Linked DNA regions of Homo sapiens: region 1 is linked to region 2. A link is an interaction called in ENCODE POLR2A ChIA-PET data of the cell type or tissue named here. Cell type or tissue: PC-9. All regions are shown on one strand. Links, peaks and the distances in the headings refer to the core of each region. The heading gives the core; the rest is flanking DNA.

The links. ChIA-PET counts read pairs that join two places held together with the same protein. Peaks named below come from ENCODE experiments on the same cell type or tissue, not always from the same donor. Only the 100,000 strongest peaks of a DNase experiment are listed, where the experiment ranks them.
Region 1: POLR2A ChIA-PET joins it to region 2 with 11 read pairs; 6 of 35 experiments call an interaction of 5 or more read pairs at or near these places.

What each region holds. Positions count from the first base shown.
Region 1 is chr11:35,039,426-35,042,345 of GRCh38, forward strand. All of the region lies in intron 2 of LOC105376626 (a long non-coding RNA gene), which reads right to left. Among named protein-coding and RNA genes, the nearest start is that of CD44-DT, 97 kb to the right of the region's middle. RefSeq lists an enhancer at 973-1,172. In PC-9, for the core only: no CTCF peak of the experiment used is centred there; DNase peaks (open chromatin) are centred at 956 and 1,386; H3K4me3 peaks cover 1,625 bases; H3K27ac peaks cover 2,472 bases.
Region 2 is chr11:35,191,390-35,194,309 of GRCh38, forward strand. The region is part of intron 5 of CD44 (CD44 molecule (IN blood group)); the gene reads left to right. Among named protein-coding and RNA genes, the nearest start is that of CD44-AS1, 22 kb to the right of the region's middle. In PC-9, for the core only: no CTCF peak of the experiment used is centred there; no DNase peak of the experiment used is centred there; H3K27ac peaks cover 2,250 bases.

The sequences.
Region 1 (2,920 bases), core at 185-2,684, 150 kb before region 2:
GTAACGTCATCCTCAAATGAGTAACTCTTACCCCACCATATCCTAAAGGTACTGCTTGGCATGGACCTGATAGAGGAATAAATATGTTTACACTTAACATAAAATTTTGAAAACCTTCACATGCTGCCTATTCAAGGACATGAATTACCTAGCTCCTTTTCAGCTACCCACATTTAAATCTCTTGCTGCTTCTCACTGAGCCTGGGAGAACCATGCCAGTTACTTGATTCCTAGAAAAGTCCTGGCTCCTCCTTAGGTTATATTTTCCCTGCCCAGGTGAAGGTAAGATGGAATTGACTGCACTATTGTCTGTTTTTGTCAATGCCATTTCTCTAGGAGTCTTGGAGTCTGTATTTTAGTAGCAGAAGTATGTTTTCCTTTGTTGACCAAAATTTTCAGATGCAGAAAAAAAAAAAACAAATTCTAAGGATTCTAGTTCCTTAAACTCTGCTTTCTTCAGAATTTTTTGGAGGATAAGCATCAGAAGAGGATTATGGGTACCAAAAAACAGAATGAATAAGATTTTCTATTTGATAGTACAAAAGGCGACTGCACTTAATGATAACTGTACATTTTAAAATAACTTAAAGAGTGTAATTGGGTTGTTTGCAATTCAGTGGATAAATGCTTGAGGGGATGGAAACCCCATTTTTCATGATGTGCTTATTTCACATTGCATTCCTGCATCAAAATATCTCATGTACCCCATAAATATATACATCTTTTATGTACTCTCAAAAATTAAAAATAATAAAAAAATAAAAACAGAAGAGGGCTAGAGAGTGAGAGATCGAAAGATGAGGAGGGAATCACCCATCAAGAGTCTGTTTATGTACATCGTGGCCCCGACCTACCGAGATCTGCATAGAGACAAGAGTGAAATAAGACTGTGTTTTGGAAACTGTGGTAAGAAGGAGGCAATGAGTCAGTGCTTACCATCCCCAGAAAAAGATATTGCTCACTGGGGAGTCTTTGGGGCAAAGTCTGTACATGTATCTGGGGGTGGAGTTGGAAAGACAGATTGGCATATGGGTATTTGGAGGAAAGCAGTGGGAGAGAGAGAGAATGTGAATGAATGAAAAGTGGGAAAACACATTGGGGAAAACACATAGTACCGAAAGCGGGTCTCTGAGGCAGAAGGAGCCATCAAAGCGGAAGCAGAACTCAGTGCCGTGTCGATAGTGAAGGGAGATTTGAAGATTGCATAGGGAACCCAGAGACATTCATTTCATTTTTTTCATGCTTCTAATTTTAATTTCTTTTCAGCTCAACACGTGAAATAATTGTGGTTTAAAGCAATGTAGTTTCGGTAACCTTAGGGCTATACTTATGTCCAAGTTTAGGGCTTAACCAAACATAGCATACCTGGAAATGGTCCTTTATTTATCAGTAGCTGAAATAGAAGCTGAGTCACAGGAGCGACACAAACACATCTGGTGTCTGTCTCATGCCTTCAAATGCCACAGGGTGTTGGCGATCTTTGCTTTTACTTGCTCAAGCCTTGAAATCTCCTTGGTTGATATCCGCTCACCTTGCTCAGTGTGAATGCCCCTCAAACTGGTCCTTCACTAGTTATTCTCCCACATATAAGTGACTTGTTTCCATGATTGACATTCAGAGTTGAGCTATAGGGCATTTCACCAACTAAAGCATCTGCTATTCCACTCATTATTCCAAACATTGGGAATTAAACGGAGCTCATCGTTGGAATTTCAACTGTGCTTATGTTAGATTTTATGTGTGCTTAAAGGGAAGTGGGAGAAAGAATCATCTTGTTGGGAAAAGAAAAACAAGTACCCTCTTCTCAGCTTGTAGTAATCAACTACAATTGCTATCCTTTCTACCCGCTTCCTCTACCCCTAGCACAGAAGAAGAAATAGGCTAGGATGGGGAGTGCCACTATCTCAGTGGCTCAGAAGCCACTAAAAATCAGTGAGATGGATTTACATCTGCAAGTCATGGTAGGTCATTCCCTTATTTCCATGTATTATTTCTATCACATTCAATACCGTGAGAATCCTCTAATGTAAGCTGTGCCTACATTAGGGAAAATCAAGATGATCCCTTGGACACAAGAGAAAATACTAGAGCTTCTATTATATTTATTTTTTAAGCTATCCTTTTACATTTTCTATTTTTGTGTATATGTTGTGTATCTATTTTGTGTATATGTTGTGTATATGTTTATTAGTATATTGGTAAATGAATATTATCTATCTACTCATGCCTTCTCTGTCTCTCTCTCTGTCCCCCACCTCTCTATCACATCTGCCATATGTCATCTGTCTAGCCATTCTTCTATCAGCTTTTCTAAAAAAGCTAAGAAGCTTTTTTAGAAATACAAATTCATAAGAGATTCTATTCCAGCAGGTTTAGGTGAGACTAGGAAACTGTAGTTATCAGGCTCATTTATTTCTGTTAACCTTTTATTTGATGTAACCTTACACAAAATCTTACCATGTAAAACAGATCAAGATGGGCTACTCTTTTGCAGGAGGGCTAGAGGCAGGGTTCGGATGGTCCAGTCCTCCAGGGTTCCCCTTTCATTTGCTGTCTCCTCTGCTGTCTGTGGTCAGTGTAAACTCCTGTTTGGAAACCACTGTGGAAACTACTGAAAGATGCATCCTTGGAGAGTGGCTGGTTCAGTGATTGAAATTGGACTAACAACACATCCCCCCTCCCCTTTCTTCAATTAAATCTTATAGAATTTCTCACTAGCTGTATTCATTCTAGCTGTTCTTCATGGCACATGCTAAACACCTGTTCACCGTCGCAGCCCAGGCTAAGAGAAAGGATTGTAGCTGCTTGGGTCTGACACTTGGAATGGATTCCTCTTCCTAAAAGAACCTGTTTTCCCCATGCCATTTCCTGTTTTCCCTTATTGCTTCATTTTTCTTGCACAGTTTACTTCCCTGCAGTG
Region 2 (2,920 bases), core at 157-2,656:
GCTGCCCATACTTTCTTGGGTTATTGGCCCTCTTGAGTTTGCATCGGCTTATTGTTGGTAGTCCCGTGGGCAACCCTTCTTGAGAGAGGCTTCTGCAAACCAAGCGGGCCGTGCTGCTAGCTACTCACTGCTTCTTGGGTTCCCTGTCTTTTTAAAGTAACCATGTCGAAGGTGCTTATCATTATGGTAGGCAATTTTGTCGGATGTTAGCGAACACAATAATTAGTGGTCTCAGCAGGAAGGAGAATAGGTCTACCCTAAAGTACCACTTCCCACCAAAGAAGAAAATCCTGATAAAACATAACTTGGGACTATATGTAGTTAACATTCAAACCACTAATAGCCTATATAAAATAGTATTTCATGTGTGTTTTAAAAACACACATTTCATTAACCCCTATAGAATATCTCTTAAGAACTGTATCTTCCCTTCCTAAGTTAGTCAGCAAACGTATTTTGAGAACCTACTACGTACCAGGCCTATTAGAATGCTTGGGATCGAAGGATAAACATAGTTAGGAAGTAATATTGAAGAGAGGCAAGGATTACTGAGATATTTATTCATTCAATCAATATCTGAGGTCTTCTGTATGCCAGACACTGCTCTAGGATGCTAGGAATTCAGAGTTGGACTTACCTTCATGGAGACTACATATTATTGGTTTAGAAATCAGGGAAAAGGAGTGTTTATGAGATTTAACTAAAACATAGTTCAGGATTTGAGCTGAGAAATGAATTGTGCCTTTCTCCTCCCAGATAAATTAGTTAAGTTTCCTTCAGCAGCTAAAAAAGAAAGAGACTAATGAGTCTACCAAATGAGTCCAGGGCTAACCTGAGAGTCACTGAAGTACTATAGGACCCAATGGGACCAGTAGCAGCTCCAAGTGGATCACTTCATGCAAAGAAACATACCAAGGCAAACAACCTGGTGGAAACTTGAACGTAGCATAATGGCATGCCAGGAAAAGTCAGCACTGTTAGGTTCCTGAGTAGAATCGTATTTCTAAAGTCCAGTGAGGAGATTTGCAAAACCTTATCACTGTTGGACTGAGAGCTGGGACAGAGTGACAGGGAGTGATTGCAAAGCCTCCCTCATGCATTGCAGGAGGGCAGGGGTCAAGAGGAGTGCTGGCTGAGAGCACAGAAGAAGCGGTCTTTGGCTCGGCTGGCTCATTCCTTCCTGAAGGGCCTGTAGTGGGTGGCAATAGGGACAGCTAGTAAGAATAACCATCTGGGTAGCTTTAGGCTTCCAGCAGGCTGTTTATCTTGAGTGTCATCAGCCTCTTCCTATTGGTGACCTGGAACTCTCTGGGATCAAGAAACCTAAACTAATTCAGGAAGCAGACTCCTGCCTTGGAACACTGTATTTCCTTGTCTTCTGGGTGTCAAAGGAATTCTTTCTTTTTTTTTTTTTTTTTTTTCAGATCTGGTATGGCCTATTTGGGTGGGGAAAATTAGAAATTCTGCTGGCTAGGCAGTAGCTTTTTCCATTTTTCCCCCTCATACCACTCCTTTCAGGAAGACAAAAATAACGCCTATTTCTATCTTGTTCTTGTAGGTTTGTTTCCTCTGGTACTATTTTTTCCTGTTGTACTATTGGGTGAGGGTGGTGGGAATTATGCATCTTTAATAAAGTTTCTGAGGTGAGAATGTGGTGTCTGTGGATTTTCCCGGGGATGCTCAGGTTTGTCTGGAGGCTTCATGGGTAAAATTGGCTCCTATTTCTCTACTCTCTGTTCTGAACTAATGTGTCCTTTGCAGCAGGGGTGTCCAGTCTTTTGGCTTCCCTGGGCCACATTGGAAGAAGAATTGTCCTGGGCCACACATAAAATACACTAACACTAGCCATAGCTGATGGGATAACAACAACAAAAAAAGCTTATAATGTTTTAAGAAAGTTTATGAATTTTTGTTGGGCCACATTCAAAGCCATCCTGCATCACAGGTGGCCCACAGGCTACGGGTTGGACAAGCTTGATTTAGAGGACAGAACATACTGTGCCAGCTGTTGGCATTTTATATAGATAGAGTCAAAGTTTTTAACCTAGGGTTCATGGACCTTCAGTAGGTTCAATGGTAGACCATAAGGCATTCTAGAACTATCTGAAATAATATGCAAAATTTTGAGTGTGTATATGTAGCATCACTTTTTTGAGGAAGGAGGACATAACGTAGATTTTCAAAGGGATATATAATTTAAAGTGGCTTTTTAAAATCTCAGCTGGCTTAAATTAGATATTTATCCTGATGGTTTTTGCCATTCCATTTCAATAAGAAAACATGCTGGACTCAAGTCAAACTTGAGAGTCGAATGAGAGATTTTAAATTGCAAAATGTTACTGATGATATTTTCTCTAATTTGAGAAAAGTCTGGAATTTCTCTAACTTTGGCAACTCTAGTTTTTGGTAGAAACACATATTGAATTAGAATAAAAAGTGACAGAAATGATAGATGGATACCTGAGGAAGTTTTATCTGATTTCGACACTTTGAACACATTTTCTTTGCAAAGTTCCTGCTCAAGTATGAAGTTTGACCTGAGGCTGATGCGTGTGGGCGGAGCTTTGAAATGCCAGTTGTCATCACAAACTACCTGGGTACAATGCTAGACAGATGTGAAAAATACACACTAGCAACCCAAAGATAATCCAAAGATAAATGCATGAAAGCAGTCGTTTGAAATGCTGCTTCGAAAACCTCCAGCTCATGGCTCAGTCGCCCAATCAAGTAAATAGAAAATCTCTTTCCTTCACAGGTTATTAAATTGCTGCTTGATTTTGCTTTGATCATGAATTCAGGGGATTCAGTTTGAAGAATGAGTAGCATGAAATTTATACCCATGAGGAATTTGCATTTCTGATGTTGTCCTAAGATTGTGGGAGACATTAGGAGTCTGGAAAGATAAAACCAGGCCTAGATT